Linked DNA regions of Homo sapiens: region 1 is linked to region 2. A link is a contact called in ENCODE Hi-C or POLR2A ChIA-PET data. All regions are on one chromosome and are shown on one strand. The core of a region is the stretch at or near the end of the contact, and the rest is flanking DNA. Distances in the headings are between cores, read along the strand shown.

What was found. Hi-C counts contacts between places; a loop is a spot of excess contacts on that map. ChIA-PET counts read pairs that join two places held with the same protein, here RNA polymerase II (POLR2A). Pooled maps may share reads with other maps.
Region 1: a loop to region 2 is called in a map of endothelial cell of umbilical vein, with 2.0 times the contacts of the local background. The contact joins the promoter of ZDHHC23 here to the enhancer-like site in region 2. A Hi-C loop is called at or near these places in 3 of 168 maps with a recorded cell type or tissue (MCF 10A, endothelial cell of umbilical vein and heart right ventricle) and 9 of 50 pooled maps. POLR2A ChIA-PET finds 5 or more read pairs at or near these places in 3 of 52 experiments (A673, AG04450 and Panc1).

Annotation. Positions count from the first base shown.
Region 1 is chr3:113,946,664-113,949,363 of GRCh38, forward strand. It overlaps ZDHHC23 (zDHHC palmitoyltransferase 23), which reads left to right and starts at 1,350. Exons shown (of 5, transcript NM_001320466.2): 1 at 1,350-1,527; 2 at 2,023-2,300. The coding sequence starts at 2,140. It overlaps GRAMD1C (GRAM domain containing 1C), which reads left to right. Exons shown (of 18, transcript NM_017577.5): 18 at 1-511. RefSeq lists an enhancer at 768-1,268 and silencers at 983-1,482, 1,833-1,932.
Region 2 is chr3:114,151,353-114,154,052 of GRCh38, forward strand. The region is part of intron 3 of DRD3 (dopamine receptor D3); the gene reads right to left. Among named protein-coding and RNA genes, the nearest start is that of DRD3, 26 kb to the right of the region's middle. RefSeq lists an enhancer at 1,055-1,588. Within about 2 kb of position 1,264, at least 10 of the 41 ENCODE cell types and tissues checked have a DNase peak (open chromatin) inside an H3K27ac peak, as active enhancers do.

The DNA of each region.
Region 1 (2,700 bases), core at 100-2,599, 200 kb before region 2:
ATCTATCTATCTATATATAAACTGTGTATACATTCTTACTGTTTGAACAACTATTGCCTTTAATTAAATGTTTCATTTTTCTCCAGAGTCCCCAAAGCCACATGGCATTATTATAGTCATTTTTGAGATGCCTGTAGAGAATGAAAGTATTGACTCCGTTAGAGGGAAAATGGGTTTCTCTGGGTGAATTCCAACGAAGCATACCTAGGGGTAACAGTGAACCTACCTGGGTTTGTTTTGTTTTGGTAAGGATTTATGTAGTGTCTGGCTGTAAGCAAGAATGAGTGGATTATAAACTTGAAGATTTCTCTGTTAAAGTCACAAAAATGATCGACAAACAATATTTTTGTGATGTTTATTTAAACGTTGTATTTTATAACATACTTCAAGGAAGAGTATCGAAGTAAGTTGCTTTATAAATTAAGACTAAATTCGTATGGATGCAGAATTCAATTAATAAAATTTGAGCCTGTTACGTAAATTGAATATTAATAAAATTGAAAATTTCTGAGTTGTAGTTTTTCTTCTTTTTCTACTTAAAAACAAAACTAGAAAGCCTGCGGTAGTGAAACGTGTACATGGGCCCACACTCTTTAAAGAAATTTTGTGCAATAATAAAACCCAAAAAGGACTCTCATCTCAGGGCAGTTTCATCTCAAATACACAGACGACTGGAACAAAAGTACTAGCGAGGCCTGCTGGTCCAATGTAAAGGCTGCTAGCCAGAAATCATGAAACGAACAGGTTGCTAAATGAACAGATCCGGCAGCAGTGATGGGCCTTTAAGAGAAGGTCAGCGAAACTGGGGGAGGTACTTGGATAACATTTTGCGGTGGAAAGCTCCCTCACCGCCTGTTGCCGGAGTCTGAATGAAGGCTGGCGGCTCCACGGTCTCACGTAGTTCGGAAATCCTCCGGGTTCCCGGGTTTCCCGTATTTCCGTCTCCGCACCTCGTCCGCACCCCGGGGCTCCGGAGGCTGTCCCACCGGCGCGCCGCCCGCAGGCACCGGCGGCGCCCGGCTGCCGCCTCTGGGGCGGGGCGGGGCGTGGCGTGGCGGGGCAGGCCGGAGGTGCGGGACCCACCTCCTGCCCCTGCCTCCTGGACGCGCTCTCGGGAGCCGATTTTCCCCTTCCCGGCGCCAGGGCCGCGGGCCAGGAGGAGGAGCCTCGCCCGCGGGCACCGCGGGGAGGCGGGCGGCGCACGTGCGGACAGGCGGGGAACCCCGGCGCCGGGGGCGGGGCACCCGGAAGCGCGCGTGGACCTGGCGCACCGAGCCGGGCGGGCGGAGGGGCGGTTGGGACGGCGCGGGGAGGCGGGCGCGCCGCCCGGGCCGCGGCGGGCTGTGGTCACAGGTGGGCGGCTGCGGCGAGGGAGCGGCCGAGCGGAGCCCGGGTCCCGGAGACTCCTGCCGTCACGCCCGGGGCTCCGCGTAGCAGAGATCGGGAGACGCGTCTGTGCCTCCGGGGAAGCCGACCCATCTCCCCTCCGCCTCTTTGGCTGCAGTTGCACCTCCGGCCAGAGGGCAGGTAACTTCCCTTCCAAGGTCATTCTCCTGGCGGGGTGGTGCGCGAGGCCCGCCCACGTCCTCCGGATTGGCGGGGGCGGGAGAGGCGCACCCTGCAAGGGGCCCGACCAGTTGGGCTGGACCGCGACCCCTGAGCACTGCCAGGGAGCCTGGTGTGTCAGCCGCTGCTAGCGGGCATATGCTTCGCCTTTCCCTATAGCCCCGAGGCTGAGTTCCCACCAGCGCCCAGGCTTGGAGCGGAGACCGCTCGGCCCTCCCAGCCTGCACCCGCAGGTGAGCGCAACCGCCCGCGCCCCGGCTGTCCCGGACGCGTGGTCGGCTGTCGCCATAGGAACGGCTGGTGCCCAGACGGCGCCTGCCCAGGCTGGGAAGGGGCGGTGAAGGCAGCTCAGACCTCCAAGAACCCTGGAGCCCCCTGTGTGGCCAGGCGGAGCCACAGAAGCCTGATGAAAACGGGACCCCCTCCCCCTCTCTCTTCTCATTTTTGATTGCTCAGGCGTTGGAGGTTAAGCAGAGAGAGAGAGGCGTGGACCTATTTACGAGATGTAAGTTGTGTTCTTTCCACCTTTACCTTCTGAGGGCTTCTTACGCCTCATGGTGACAGGTGCAAATCATGACACAGAAGGGCAGTATGAAGCCTGTGAAGAAAAAGAAAACCGAAGAACCTGAATTGGAGCCCCTGTGCTGCTGCGAGTACATAGATCGGAATGGGGAAAAGAACCACGTGGCTACTTGTTTGTGTGATTGTCAAGATCTGGATGAAGGGTGTGATCGGTAAGAACAGAGCATTTCTTGACGCTGGCCCCATCACCCTTCTGAGAACTGCCATGTGTACTTTCAACCTAGCCACCCAGAATGCTAGAATTTGCTCTTGATTCTATTTCCAAGCATCTAAAATGAGAGTTGGCTTCTGTGTCAAGTGTGAGGATTTTAGAAAGATGGATTACGCAGTAGTGCACAGCTGTCTGTCTGCTCTGTTTTATAGGATATTATTTTTCGTTTAAAGAGAGATGAGGGAGAGAACAGGCAGTTTAAAGGGATAGTAGGCAAGTTAGTATAAAATAAAATGCAAGCCAGCAGAATCTGTAAGTTTAAAATGAACACAATAGTTCCAGAAAGTTCCTGCCTTCTCAGAGGTCTCAGCATTTAGAGACTGACTACTTGGGACTGGGTG
Region 2 (2,700 bases), core at 14-2,513:
GATGTAAAAGAGCCTGACCCTTCTGTGTATTCAGTGGTGTGCTGGTAAATGGCTAACAACAGGCTCTGTAGTTTACAAAAAGCCCTAATTTGTATTATTTGCCAATTTCTGTGGTGTCAATACTCCCACCATGGCCTATTTTAAGCTACCACCAAAGCTTTAATAACTGATGCAAAAAGTTTCTAAAATTTTGCCAATCAGCTCTCGCTAGCCATGATAAGCCGGCTTCAGCAGACCACTGAGAGTTATATACTTTCCTAAATATGCTATAATGTTCAGCAACTCCCTGGAGGCTCCATTAATGAAGTGGGCCAACAAGTGTAGGGAACCCTGGCTCTATCCCATAAAGGAGGAAGCAGAGATGCAAGGATGTCAGTTATGAGCCCAAGGTTCTGCAGCAAATTGTGGCAGAGCCATGTCTCCCACCTCTGAGGTGTGTTTCTCCTGAGTGCCCTCCTCCCTCTCGAGGGCATCGACAGCTCTCTGAGTTCTTGTGGGGGACAAGGGCTTCCTCAGTGAAGTCAGCATGGCAAGGGTGGTTACCGCTTGCAGAGCACTGCGTGCGCCCACAACTGAGTTTCCTCAATTCGCTCGATTCTGTTAATTGCCTGGGGGTCCTGTTAAAATGCAGAATATCAGGCTTAGTTTCTGGAGATTTTGATTTAGTACTTCTGAAGTGGAACCCAGAAATGTGCATTTTTGTTTCTTCTTTTTTGAAATTATTTTATTTTTCGATAAGTTATTGGGGTACAGGTAGTATTTGGTTACATAAGTTCTTCGTGGTGATTCGCGAGATCCTGGTGCACCCATCACCCAAGCAGTATACACTGTACCATATTTGTAGTCTTTTATCCCTCACCCCACTCCCCTTCATCTGATGCAAGTCCTCTCTCGAATCCCCCTCCTTGGGGATTCTTCCCCCAAGTCCCAAAAGTCCATTGTATCATTCTTATGCCTTTGCATCCTCATAGCTTAGCTCCCACATATCAGTGAGAACAGAAATGTGTATTTTTAACAAGCAAGTGCATCTTATGATTAGACAGGTTTTGAGAAAGTCTGCATTAGGGAAAACTTCTGTGACAAAGATTTTTGTTCACTTGGATAAGAAGTAAGAGACAAGACTACAATTTAACACTGTTACAGTAATTTTTTTCTTGCTCTTTTTTAAACATGATTAAACTGTTAGAATAAATGAGGCCCCCGCTTGTCATAAGCCGACTGCGACAGGGAGGCTGTACCGGAATTGGCCATCGGAGGGCACTATAATGCAGCAAGAACTCTGCCAGCACGGCTGGGGTGAGAAGTTCACTGCTCACCTGGGGGCTCTCCAGGCTCTGTGGGGAGGCAGAGAGGGAAAGCCCGGCGCCCTGCTTCCTGGAACCCTGCAGGGACCCTGCATTCCCACCCAGGCCGACCGCTTAGCCTCTGACTTCCTCTCGGAGCGATTGCACGTGACCGACTGCAGGCGAGGGCCGCGCCAAAGCACCCGGAGGGCTGGGCTGGGCTTGGCCGGGAGAGAGAGGCTTGGCCCAGGGCCACCTCTGAACATCTGGCCGCTGCGCTCGCGGCGGTATTCCCAGGTCCGGACCTGCCAGCCTCGCACTGTGCGCGCCGCCCCTGCAGACCCTGAGCCAGGGACCCTCCCCTTGTGTCTGAGCTCTTAGCTCCCTGGGCCGTTTCTGGTGTGGATGACTCCGCTGACCCCAGCACTGGCAGTGTGCTTGGTGATTAAGTCCGCGGGCATGAGAAACGGACTGATCAGCTCTGAATCCCGGCTCTGCCACTGAACTGTGTAGCCATGGGCCAGTGGTTTGTTTTTTCTAAGATCCAATTTTCTCATCTGTACAATGGGGATAATAATTTCTGCCCGAAAAGGCTGTAATGAATATTGAATGATATTTTCTCTGTAAACCTTTTTTTTTTTTAAGTCACAGTGCCCAGTGATTAATACTAAACATTCAAAAGACGGTATTATTATTGTTATTGTTGTCATAATTATTGTGCTAGCTCAAGGGATCAGTGATTGTTCATATCAGTGAGTTTATGGTTGTCTTCCCCTTCCTCCTGATATCAGGTAATATTAAATTTGTTTATTTATCCACCAAAAATGTACATGACACTTTCTATGTGACAGGCACTATTTGAAGTGCTTTACGAATATTAATTCATTTAATCCTCCTAACAACCCTTTGAGGTAGTTGTTATTATCTCCACTAAACAGATAAGAGAACTGAGGCTCTGACAGGTTAATTGACTTGCCCAAGGTCACATTGCTATTAAACTGTAGAGCCTGGATTTTTAGCCAGGCAGTGTGACTCTATAGCTAGGGAGCCCAGAGCCAGACTCGCACCTCAGCATCTCTGAGTAAGGGAGTGTGCTGTAATAGACAGAGGCTGCCTGAATCCTTACTCTTGCACCACCCAGTTGTGTGATCTCGGCAAGCTCACCTACCCATTCTAGTCTCAGCACCTTTATTTATATAGTGAGGGTATTACATCTCTCTCTCTGGGTTGTCGTGAAGGTTAGCAATAATGAATGAAGAGTTCTTAGTGTCTGGCACATAGTACATGCTAAATAAATGTTAACTATTTTTATTATTGTTGCTTCCAGACTCATGTAAGTTAGCATTAGCATAGAGGTAGCCAGGGCATTGAAGACATAGGTGCCCCATCCTCACCTTCACCAATGAAGGTGTCACTT